Regions from separate parts of the Homo sapiens genome. Here region 1 is linked to region 2. A link is a contact called in ENCODE Hi-C data. All regions are on one chromosome and are shown on one strand. Each heading gives the region's core, a stretch centred on a gene start or an enhancer-like site at or near the end of the contact. The rest is flanking DNA. Distances are from core to core; before and after follow the strand shown.

What was found. Hi-C counts contacts between places; a loop is a spot of excess contacts on that map. Pooled maps may share reads with other maps.
Region 1: a map of head of caudate nucleus shows a loop between it and region 2 (2.5-fold over the local background). The contact joins the promoter of CAMTA1-AS2 here to the enhancer-like site in region 2. A Hi-C loop is called at or near these places in 6 of 168 maps with a recorded cell type or tissue (astrocyte of the cerebellum, dorsolateral prefrontal cortex, endothelial cell of umbilical vein and 3 more) and 5 of 50 pooled maps.

What each region holds. Positions count from the first base shown.
Region 1 is chr1:7,386,213-7,391,712 of GRCh38, forward strand. CAMTA1-AS2 (CAMTA1 antisense RNA 2) reads right to left here and starts at 3,542. Exons shown (of 3, transcript NR_146199.1): 1 at 3,447-3,542; 2 at 3,128-3,227. All of the region lies in intron 5 of CAMTA1 (calmodulin binding transcription activator 1), which reads left to right. RefSeq lists an enhancer at 1,917-2,454.
Region 2 is chr1:7,295,147-7,300,826 of GRCh38, forward strand. All of the region lies in intron 5 of CAMTA1 (calmodulin binding transcription activator 1), which reads left to right. Among named protein-coding and RNA genes, the nearest start is that of CAMTA1-IT1, 66 kb to the right of the region's middle. Within about 2 kb of position 4,010, at least 14 of the 41 ENCODE cell types and tissues checked have a DNase peak (open chromatin) inside an H3K27ac peak, as active enhancers do; they include endothelial cell of umbilical vein and sigmoid colon, where a contact is called at or near this core.

The DNA.
Region 1 (5,500 bases), core at 2,292-4,791, 91 kb after region 2:
ATTTGTGCTAAAGACATGGTTCGTAGTCAGCTTCGCAGGCCCAAGAGGCAGAGCTCGGTTAGCATCTTGTGCAGAGTCCCCGTGATGCCCTGACTCATCATGAGCAGCCGCCGTCACCCAGCTGAGCTGTACAGCGAGAGAGAGATGCAGTGTCCGGAAGACTTGGGCCCTCTGGGAGGCTGTAGCCACTCAGTCATCCCTGCCAAGGATGGTGGGACAATGGCAGTGTCAACCTTGCCAAGGGGCTGGGTTTCCAGCCATGGCTGGGCCCTCAGCCTGCTCGGTGGAGCATCTCATCTCCCACCCCACGGTGGATGTTCTTGGCCTTCTCTCTCCAACTAACATCTGCCAAGGCCTCCTCCTACGCAGCGATGCCTCCCTTCCTCCTAAGAAGGCCGTGCACCTTGACGATGGGCAGATGGGGTTGGAGGCCCAGCCCTCCCTTCCCAGCACGTGACCTGCTGCAAGTTACTTGATCCCCACCAGCCTCCACCTCCTCCTTGGTAAAACACAAGTGGCAACAGCTCCTGTTTCCCAAGGCTAAGAAGTCAGTAGGAAAATGCATAAAAAATACTTTCCCGGGTCACTTGGCTCCTTCCTCCCCTCCTAACACCCATACAGGCCACTGAAACTGTTCTGAGAAGTCCCTGTTGCCAAGTCAAGGACTTTGGTTCCATCTCACGGCAGTCTCCGCTGGTGACGTTCAGTGCTGCTGCCTGCTCTTGTTGCCATGGTTTCCATGATGCTACATCTCCGGTCCCTCTTATGTTCCTAACTGTTTGGTTCCCAATCTTCTTTGCTGGCTTGCCCTGAAAGTCAGCAGCCCCTGGAACCCTGCCCTTGGCTTCCTTCTCTTCCTGGGCTCTCTTCCTGGGTCTGTCTCTGGGTGGAACTCACCCATTCCCATGGCTTCAGTCTCCCCCCTCCAACGGGAGACTTCTCTCCCACAAATCCATTACTCCAGACTGGGCTCCTTCCCTTGTGTATGCTGTTGACCCCTCTCATTGAACAGGCTTGGACCCTACCCTGCTTCCTCCCATCCACCAAACACCTCTTCACCACCATTTCCACCACCCAGTGACTGGCTTCTCTCTCCCACCGACATGGCACCACCACACAGCCACCCCAACCAGGAGACCTCACAATCCTAGTTTCTGCTCGCCCTTCACTTCCCAAATCCAATCCCTTATTAAGAAATTCCCATTCTCTTCTCCCATCTGTTTTCCATTTCTGTCCAGGCCAGGCCGTGGGGTCTCTGAGCTTCACGGCTGCAGCTGCCCCTGCCAGCAAGCAGGGTCCCAGCTGCCCTAGACCCCAGCCACTGTCCTGCCAGGGTCCCAGCCTGAGGCTCACCCAGCCCAGGTGCCTCCTGGGGCCTCTCGTGCTTCTCTGCTTTTCTTAAAGCTGGAGGCAGGTTAGCGTCAACTAACACACACAGAGAAAAAGCTGCAAAACAGGTTTTAAAATGTGCACGGTGTAAAAATGATAGTGGGAGTTTGGACACAGATGGGTAGGAGGTTATGACAGGGAAAGAATTTTGCTTAATCTTGGAATGAAAAATACTCTGATCCTGGCAGAGTCCAGTCAGAAGGAATTTCCAGCAAGATCTGTCTTCTTGCCACATTGTCTGCAACACAATTGATCTTTGCTTTGATTGCTTTCCCCTCCCTCCCCCTCACTTGGCTTTTCGCAGATAATGTACAGAAAGCCCCTTTTTGTTGTTGGAGCGGTTTACTGGGGGAGGCCTTCAGAATCAACATCCAGCTCTCCCAGTGTGACCTCCCCCTTCCCCTGCCAAGTCAGAGATGGGCTTTCTTTGTCTGTGACTTGAGATCTTGGAGGGCCTTGGGTTCCAATCTGAGCCCTGTCACTAGCCTTGGGTGGATGATCACTCTAAGGACCAATTTCCTTTTTCATCTGGAAAATGGGGATAGTAGTCCCTTTCTCCGGGGGTCGTTGTGAGAATTAAGTGAAATGACACAGGGCTTTAATGGATGGTGCTGCACCTGTTGTCATGGCCACTGTGGATGTGAGCGGCAGAGCTGCAAACACGCCTTGCTCCTCTGAGGTCAGCCCATGCCGGCTGCCCTTTGGGTGCCAGCCAGGCCGTTGTGCTGCAGGGAAGGGAGGAGAGGAGCCTCTCTTCTGGGTGAGCCAGACAAAAAGGAACCTCTCGTGGCGTTTGTCCCAGCATCCTCTGACCGTGAGCCTTCCGATGTGCCTGCCTGGTATGAACAGAAACGTGGATCCAACCCACACTCCTTCCTGATTTCAAACGTCCCTGTGAATCGGATGGGACGTAGTTAATAGCCCCTGTCTTCCTGGAAGGAAATGTTCAGGGAGGACTGGTGTTGGGAAGCTAGAGGGGAGGCGGCCCGGCCTTGGAGCCCAGCCCTGTTGGTGTTGCTCTCTTTGGCCCTGGTGAACGTCCTGGCCTTGGTCTCCTGAGTCCAGGGGGCCTGGCCAGCAGCCTGCCTTCCTGAGGCCCAAGCCCCTGGTTCTGACTGCTGATGCGCCTCCTGGGAGCGTTCCTGCCCATCTCCACTTGGAGTTACCAGGAACTGAGTTGTTGGTTCTGCTGGCAGCTCCCATCCTGTCCCATGGGGGGTTCAGACACGGAGACCAGTGCTGGAAGGCCCTGAGGCCTCTGAGCCCTCCAGCCAGAGCCAGGGTGTGCCCAGTGCATGCACTGCTGTGTCTGCCTGGGCTGGTCTCCCCACCAGACCGAGCTTCCTGCCGGACTGGGGCAGGGCCCTAACGCTCTGTTGTTACACTCTCCATCCCCGTGCCATTCAGAGCCTCCCAGCACTGAGTAGGCACTGCACGGCGAGAGGGAGGGGGAGGAGGAAGGGAGTCTGGCTCTGTGCCTGTCCCCGGCTGCCTGGCTCTGACTGTCAGAGTCACTCTGCAGCAGCACAGAGCGAGTCCGCTGGGTGCTGTGAGACGACCCTGGAGAGATCCTCCCACCCCCAGCTGTCTCTTCTCTAGCCTGTTGCCCCCAGCTCCATCCCTCCTAACCCTACCCCTTGGCCAGCTCTCTGGGCTCTGGGCTCGGCAGGAGCCTCTTTCCCCCATGGGCTCAGTCAGTGCTCCCCCTGCAGCCCTGCTGGGTCTCCCTGGAGCTCACCATCCGGACTCGGGCTGTGTGGGCACTGGAGTTCTTGATGTCACACACGTCAGCGTGTTCCCTTAGCACTGTGTGAACACGACCCTGTCCCCTGGCCGGCCTGGGAGATGGCAAAAAAGAATGGAGTGGCTCCCTGGCAGGAAGTGCAGGAAGGCAGGGGCACAGCCCCATTGCAGCACCCCTGCCAGCACAGGCCAGCTTCTCCACTGATTTGCCCTTGACTGTTCCCTTAGAAACAGACATGAGTGGCCACAGGCCGAACGAGGCTCCGTGGAGAGAAGTGGGGGCAGGTGGTGGGTGGGTAATTTATCTTACTTACTGTAGGGTGTGGGGGTAGAAAGCCAGGGCTGAAAATCTTGCTTCTCTAGGAGGTGACTAAAGGCCTTCACAGTGGTCTGGACAGGAAAGGGTGGAGTCCAAGCACAGGGTCCCCAGAGGAGTGTGGTGAGGCCGAGGGAGGAGGGACCCAGGCAAGGGAATCTTGGAGGAGAAGGCAGGACAGTTAGCCCAGACTAGGGTGGCCGGGGCAGGCTCTGTGAGGCTGCTGTTGGGGGTCCCGTGGCTGCAGAGAGGTTTGCTTTCCAAGTCAGGGCCACTAGTTTCCCTCGGATGCTATTTGTGTCCCCCGCCTTCCATTGTGATGCTGCACAATAACTTTTACAGCCTGGCCTGGTGCCTGGCCTGCAGCCCTGAATCACTGATTCATCTTTACCTGCCGCTTCCCTGCCGGACGGCTCTGGGTGCAGGAGCCAAGAGCCCGGGCGACGGCGCAGGGCTGGTTCCTTCCCACTTCTGCCCAGTCACTTCCCCACCCTCTGAGGACCCTGGAGAAATTCAGCCAGGGCCTGGGCCTCTAGGAGCTGCCAAGCCTCCCTCTCTTAAGCAAAGCGAGCTTAGGGTTCACAGGGCCAGAGCAAGAGGGTGACACAACCCGCCCAGGGTGCCTGCCTTCTCTAAGCATCTGACACAGCTCAGGGACCTGCTGTCCTCAGGCTCATTCCAGGTGGGTGCCTTGGCCCTGGGCCTCAGACCAGCCTCCCCTCAGAGCTCTATCTGGACCCTTGTGATGGATGCCATTACTTGTCTGACATGTCCCCAAAGGAGCCCGCAGATCCCACTGCCAACGCCAGTACCAGTGCACGGCCCAGGATTGGCCCTGCTGCTTACTACTCCTGAGCCCCTGCAAGTGAGTTCTGCTCTCTGGGCCTCAGTTTCCTCCTGTCTACAACAGGGTCGCTAGTAGTGCCTGTGGCAGTAGGGTTGCTGTTCAGACACCCAGGCTGTGAAAAGTTCCTGGAAGGGACCCCACCCTACAGAAAGCACTCAGTACCAAAGAAAGCCTCATGGGTGTAAATGAATCTGCTCCACTCTGCAAAGAAAAAGAGCACCTCTCCCCCACATGCATTCCTACGGGGCTTGCAGCCCTGGTGCCCTCACTGGCTGCCATTGAGAGCCTGTGCTCTGCACCGCCCGCCAGGTGTGCCAGGGTGACGTGACTCCACACCAAGCACTGGGGGCTGGACTTGTTTAGCCATTTCTCTCAAGATGGCCATTTCTACACTTTCATGAGAAGGAGGCCTCGCCTCCGTTGGAGTGGCTGAGTGGTGCATCCAGCTGGTTCCTGGGACTGGGGACAGGTTTTAGTGCTCCGAGAATCTGGGTTGTTGTTTTTTTTTTTATGGAGTTTTGCTCTTGTTGCCCGGGCTGGAGTGCAGTGACGCGATCTCGGCTCACCGCAACCCCCACCTCCCAGGTTCAAGTGATTCTCCTGCCTCAGCCTCCCGAGTAGCCGGGATTACAGGCATGTGCCACCATGCTGGGCTAATTTTGTATTTTTAGTAGAGATGGGGTTTCTCCATGTTGGTCAGGCTGGTCTCCAACTCCTGACCTCAGGTGATCTGCCCACCTCGGCCTCCCAAAGTGCTGGGATTACAGGCATGAGCTACCACACCCGGCTGTATCTGGATGTTTTATGCATCCCTTTACACAGTGTGTGTGTGTGTGTGTGTGTGTGTGTGTACATCTTCAGCTGATCCTTCAAAGTCTGTGGGTTTTATTGTCATCCCCTTTTTATAGATTAGGAAGCTGCTGCTCAGACGGATTAAATCATTTGGCCCAGGTCATATGGCTAAGGGGCGCTTGGTGTCCCGCACTTCTGGAGATACAATTAACATATGGTAAAAATTCCGACTTTCTGTGGCCATTCTGAGAGCTTTGGCAAATGTATGTGGTTTCCATCAGCTTGGTCCAGTGATCACCACCACAATCAATATGGAGATGGTTTCTATCAGCTCAAAAACTCACTGCACCTCTTTGTCAGATAAGCTGCTCGGCGTACTCCAGCCTCTGGGAATGAATGGCCTGTTTTCAGTC
Region 2 (5,680 bases), core at 2,760-5,259:
GGGTTTTTTTTGTTGTAAACAGGGACCCTAATGGCATCTGCCTCCCTGGAGTTGGAAGCTGGAACGGGGCAACACATGGACAATGCTGGGAACAGTGCCTCACACATGCCCGTACTCAATGCTGTCATGGGACCCATTCCGGCCCTGTCTCCTACATTGCATCTCCATCTGTGATCTTTCACTCAGTGCCCCGGGGTTGAGAACTAAACCCCTCTACTCATTCTCACAAGCAGGCCTTTTCCTCTTCAACCAGATTGTAACTCCCTGAGGGGAGGGCTTGTTGTGTGTTTCCTTTGGATCTGCACAGTGGTACTTAGCAGCGTTCTAGGCACCTGGTAAGGGTTTGAGTAAAACAGACTGATTGGATAGTTAGTGATGCTGGGAATCTGGAGTGTGAATTAAGCAGTATATTCCAAATTACTTCCAGGCGTTCATCATTTCAGTATCACACGGCCACATGGGAAAATGCCCACTGTGTGAAATTTATTCATCAGTTCAACAAATATTTATCGAGTACTTTCCATGGCATGGTTTTGGTTCCTGAAGATTCAAAAATGAACAGACAGAAAATATCCACGCCCTTGTCACTTACCTGCAGCAGACTGACAGTGGTCAGATACAATCTCAAGAGGTGATCAGTGCCACAGAGAAAATAGAGCAGGGTGTATTGGTTATCTATCTCTGTGTAACAAATTATCCCCAAACATAGCAGTTTAAAACAATGCATATTTATTATCTGACCATTTCTGTGGGCTGGGGCCAGGCATAGCTCTGCTGATCCTCCCACTCAGGGCTCCTTACAAGGCTACCGAAAAGGTGCTGGCCAGGGCCGTGGTCATTGCAAGGTTCAACTGAGTCAAAATCCACTTCTAAACTCGATCATGGGGTTGTTGGGAGGATACAGTTTCTCATGAGCTGTTGAACTAAGAGCTCAGGTTCCAGCTGTTTGGTGAATGCCATGTGGGCCTCTCCATGGAACACAACAGGAAAGCTTGCTTCATCAGAGTGAGCAAGTGAGAAGAGCCAGAGAGAGTGAACACGCCAGGGACCTTGAGTCACCATCTTCCCAGTAAAGTAAGTGCCATTAGGAACCCCACTTTACAGACGAAAATGGAGGCCCAGAGAGTTAAGTATTTTGGCCAAGGTTACATAACTATGTAACTAGTGAGTGGCAGGGCCGAGGTTTGATCCCAACCTGTTTGGCTCCAGTACTTGTGCTCCTAACTACCACAGTGGACCATTGCTCTGCCTTTTAGTTGCACACACTGTCTGCTGCAGTCTTCTTGACAAGAGAAGATGATGACTCAGGAACTTCAGCAGTAGTGGGGATGGGAAGAAGTGGGTTGACTGGGAATACATTTTGAAGAGATTGTTGCTAGAACTTCTTGATAATTTGGGTGTGGGAATAAGGTGAAAGAAAGATGTTAACAATGATCCCAAAGTTGGGTGCCTAAGAAACTGAGTGAATGACGGTGCTATTCCTCAAGATAGAAGATGATGGTAGTGGAGCAGGTCTAGGGGGAGAATAAAGAGTTCTGTTTTGGCCACGTCAAGGGTGATGTTCAGATGTAGATGTCAAGTGGCCCATTGAATACATATGTCTGGAGCTCAGGGGAGCAGTCAGACCAGAGATACAGACTTTTGTAGTCATTAATCACGGATGACCACCGAGAGAAAGAGTATAAAGGAGAGAAAATGACTAAAGACTTAGACCCCTGACACCTAAAACATTTAGCTGCCTGGACAAAAAGGGAGAGCCAGCAAAGGAAATGGAGACACAGGGGGCAAGAAAACCAGGAAAGCATGGTGACCTGGAAGCCAGGTGAAGAGGGGCTTCCAAGAAGGAGGAAATGGTTAGCTGTGCCAAATGCTTGGTGAGAGGGGATGGAGGACCAAATGGAAAAAGAAAGCTACAAAACTGTATTTTCAGAAATGTCCTAATTTTGCAAAAATAATTTCTCCCTGCCCAAAAAGAGTAAAAAGCTCTTTGAGTTTGTTAAATCTGTAGTCCAATTTTAATCCATGAACATGGTATATCTCTATTCTAGATATTTTAGAAGATATGTGGTAGGGGAGTGTGGGTTATGTTGTTTTCTATAAAAGGTGTTGAATTTTGTTCTGGCAGGTCAGTTAATTACTGGCAGATCCTCTTGGTCTGGTCAGGCTTGGTTTGAATCTTTATTAGAGTTGGTCCATTTTTATTTTGCCCTTATTCCTAGGCTTTGGCCTTTCCTGTAGGGTATAGTCCTTGTTCCTAAGGCCTGGCCTTTTGGGGAACAAATGCCCAAGGTACTCAGCAAGGGTTCTCTCGTCTGGCTTGGCCAGAATTCAAAGCTCTGCCAGCTCTGCATGACTTCTAGTATCTCTGCTTAGCTTTCAGTCTTATAACAGCTATGGAGTTTTGCCCTGCATGTGGGCAGTTCTGCCCTCAACCAAGTACTCACAGGGTACCTCCAGGCAGACTTCTAGGGCCTACTTTCTGCACAAGATTCTTCTCTCCAGAGCCCAGACCTGTAAGTTCTAGCTGCTTTAGCAGCCCCAAACTCTTGATTTTTGCCTTCTCCTATAATCTAGGCTGCTGTGCCCCATCGTCCTGCATAATGGGCCAAAAGGCTGGGCAAACATGGGGCTTATCTTGTGTGTTTTTTTTCTGGCAGAACCACAGTCCTGAACTGCCTGTTGTACAATCCCTACAAAGAGTAGCCTCAGATATTTTTGTCTAGTTTCATGATTGTTTACAGCAGGAGGGCAAATCCAATCCTAGTCACTTCATTGTGGCAGGAATCAATATCTATTTGGTTTAATGTTTACCATTCCTTCCCATTCCCTATACCAGCTCATCACCCTTGTCAGCGGCAGTTCTATATATGTTTGTAGTCCTTTCAGTTGAAATAAAATTGAGTCAAACAATTTATAATCTGAAATGAACAAAGACCATGTAAATTCTTTTCAGTTGCCTTTTTAGGCTGGTATCTGTCTGTAGAGGACTCCCAGGGAAGGATTCTCAAGGAAGACTCAATGGGAAGCCTTTGGATGGCAAGCTACAGGGCTGAGTACGAGGGTGGCCTTCCTGTGCGGGGTGTAGGATTAGCATCAGAGAAACAAATCAGGAATCCCTGGGTATAACAGTAGGGGCTGCATTGTCATTTTAGCCTTCTCCAGAGATGCATGATCCACCCCCCACCCCGCAGGTCTTTTCCTCTCTATGAAAGTCACTGACAAGTTCCTGTGGATCCCCTGGGGTCCCCAGGAATGTATTTCTACTCTGAGGGCCAGTGAGTATCTTTTTCTTGGCCATGAGCCATGAATAGAAACGGGACCCTTAATACTGCCTGACCTGCCACATGCAGCCCTCTCTTCTGGGACTGTCTACACAAGTACATTTCCACCATCTACAGGGGCGGAATTCCGGTCATTTGCTACAGGGGAAATTCTAGATTTTTGTTTCTAAAGGGCCCCAGGTTACCAAGGTCTCTTGTATATTAGAATTTTACCACTTCTCTCTGGGGGAATTAGGTATTTATCAATACATTTTGTAATATATATTTACCAAATTGTTTATCCAGCAAACTTTTATTAAGCAAATGCCAGGCATTGTGTTAGGTTCTGAAGCTCTCCCAGTTCCTTATCCAGGGCCCCAGGAACGCACTCAGGGACCATTTCAGACACGTGGGTGAGTCAGTCCCTAATGGGCTCAGAAGAGAATCACCAAAATGTTTAAGACAGAACAGTCCCGAGCAGCCAACATTTCACCCTTCCTTCCTCTCTCTTCCCTTGCCGACCAGACCCAAGGGTTTTGGACTCAACTGTTTCCTTTTGTAGCAATGAGCTAAGGAGGCTATTTGCTTTGACTAAGGGGCCAAGATGATGAAGTCAGATGTCCTGAGTTTGCATCTTGCCTCTCCACTGACTTGCTGTGTGACCTTAAGCAAGTACCTTCCCCTCTCTAGGTCTGCTTCCTGAAAATTCAAAGTCTCTGAAAATTCTGTTTTAAAATATGTGCTGGAGGTGGGGAGACCTGATTCCCTGCCTAGTGCTTCCTTCGTTTTCATGGATTCTTTATTAAGCAGATATTACTTCTTCATAATAAAATCGTATATGAAACAATGACTTGATTTCTTTATATGAAACATACTTTGTACATCTAAAAATGTTGTTGAAATCATCTGAGCCTCTGAGCAAGAGCTTCGCCTTTGACTCTGAAGCCAGTGCTGTCAGCAGTTTCTCCCCCTTAATGTAATGCTGTATGTGACTCAATATGAACTAAGCAGGGGGTGGGAGGTACAGACCACCCCAGTAATCCAGGCTTTCTCTGGAATTCTCCCACTTGTTTATAGTCTGGGCAATTTGCCTCCTGCTGCTGCATGACTCAGACTCGGAGAGCTTCCAACCTCGCAATGAGCCAGCGGCTCCCCGGAGTCAGACGCTGGCCCTTGTGTCTCAGGCTCCTGGAACCTTCCGATTAAGCCTCCACTTCCATCTCCTCCCTGGCCACATTCAGGCAGCAATGCCCCAACCCCACACAGAGACACACGCCCAATCAGTGCCCTGTACAAGCAGGGACTGTGGGTGAGAGGGTACAAGGAGGTGTTCCAACCCCTCACTGAGACAGGATTTCTAGCCCCTCTCTTTGGTTTGTGTCATTTTGCTTTGAAATGTAAGTTGACTTCTGATCAGGGCAGATCTCAGTTTTATAGGACCTTGTGTAAGAATAAGCAATACAAAATAAGGAACACAAAATGAGACCTAGAGTCTTAGAAGGGGCCCGTGCAACCAGAGGTGCCCCGAAAGCTTAAGTGTCATTGACTTCCTAGCAACCCTGACTGTGGTCTGATTCCTTTAAGATCCAGAACAACTGCTCCCTGTACCTTAAGTAATTATCATTTAGAATAAAGTCAGAAAATTGCTTGCTGTCTGTTTATTTTAGAATCAAGCAGCTTCTGTATAATTTGAATTTGAGATAGCATTCTTAAAAAAAAATTCCCTTCGCAATAAAGCACCAGATTGAATGTCCGATGAGTCACAAATGCCCTTCTGAAAACAGCTGCATTAGAGGGACTCACTCAGAAAACATGATTTTCCTTCCTCCAAGGGTCTCCCCTAGACCCTGGCACAGAATCACCCTGGTCCCCACTCTGGTCCTCCCTTCCAGGCTCATTCCTGGTGCAGCAGATCACTTCCACATTTACTGCATCACATCCAGCATCAATGTTTTTAACTCCATGAATTGTTTAGAAAATTGTATAGAGGCCAGGCGCAGTGGCTCACGCCTGTAATCCCCATACTTTGGGAGGCCAAGGCAGGCGGATCACCTGAGGTCAGGAGTTCGAGACCAGCCTGGCCAACATGGTGAAACCCCGTCTCTACTAAAAATACAAAAATTAGTCAGGCCTGGTGGTAGGCATCTGTAACCCCAGCTATTCGGGAGGCTGAGGTAGGAGAATCACTTGAACCCGGGAGGCAGAGGTTGCAGTGAGCCAAGATGGTGCCACTGCACTCCAGCCTGGACAACAAAGAGCAAAACTCTGTCTCAAAAAAAAAAAAATTGTATAGATATTGATTAAAGCAGAACCCTGAAAGATGGTGAATGATTGGCAGGCAATGAGAGGAAGTGTCGTGTTGTCCGTTGGTGACATTTGCAAACTCTCCTGGTTTAAAGTGATTCCAGAGCAACTTTATT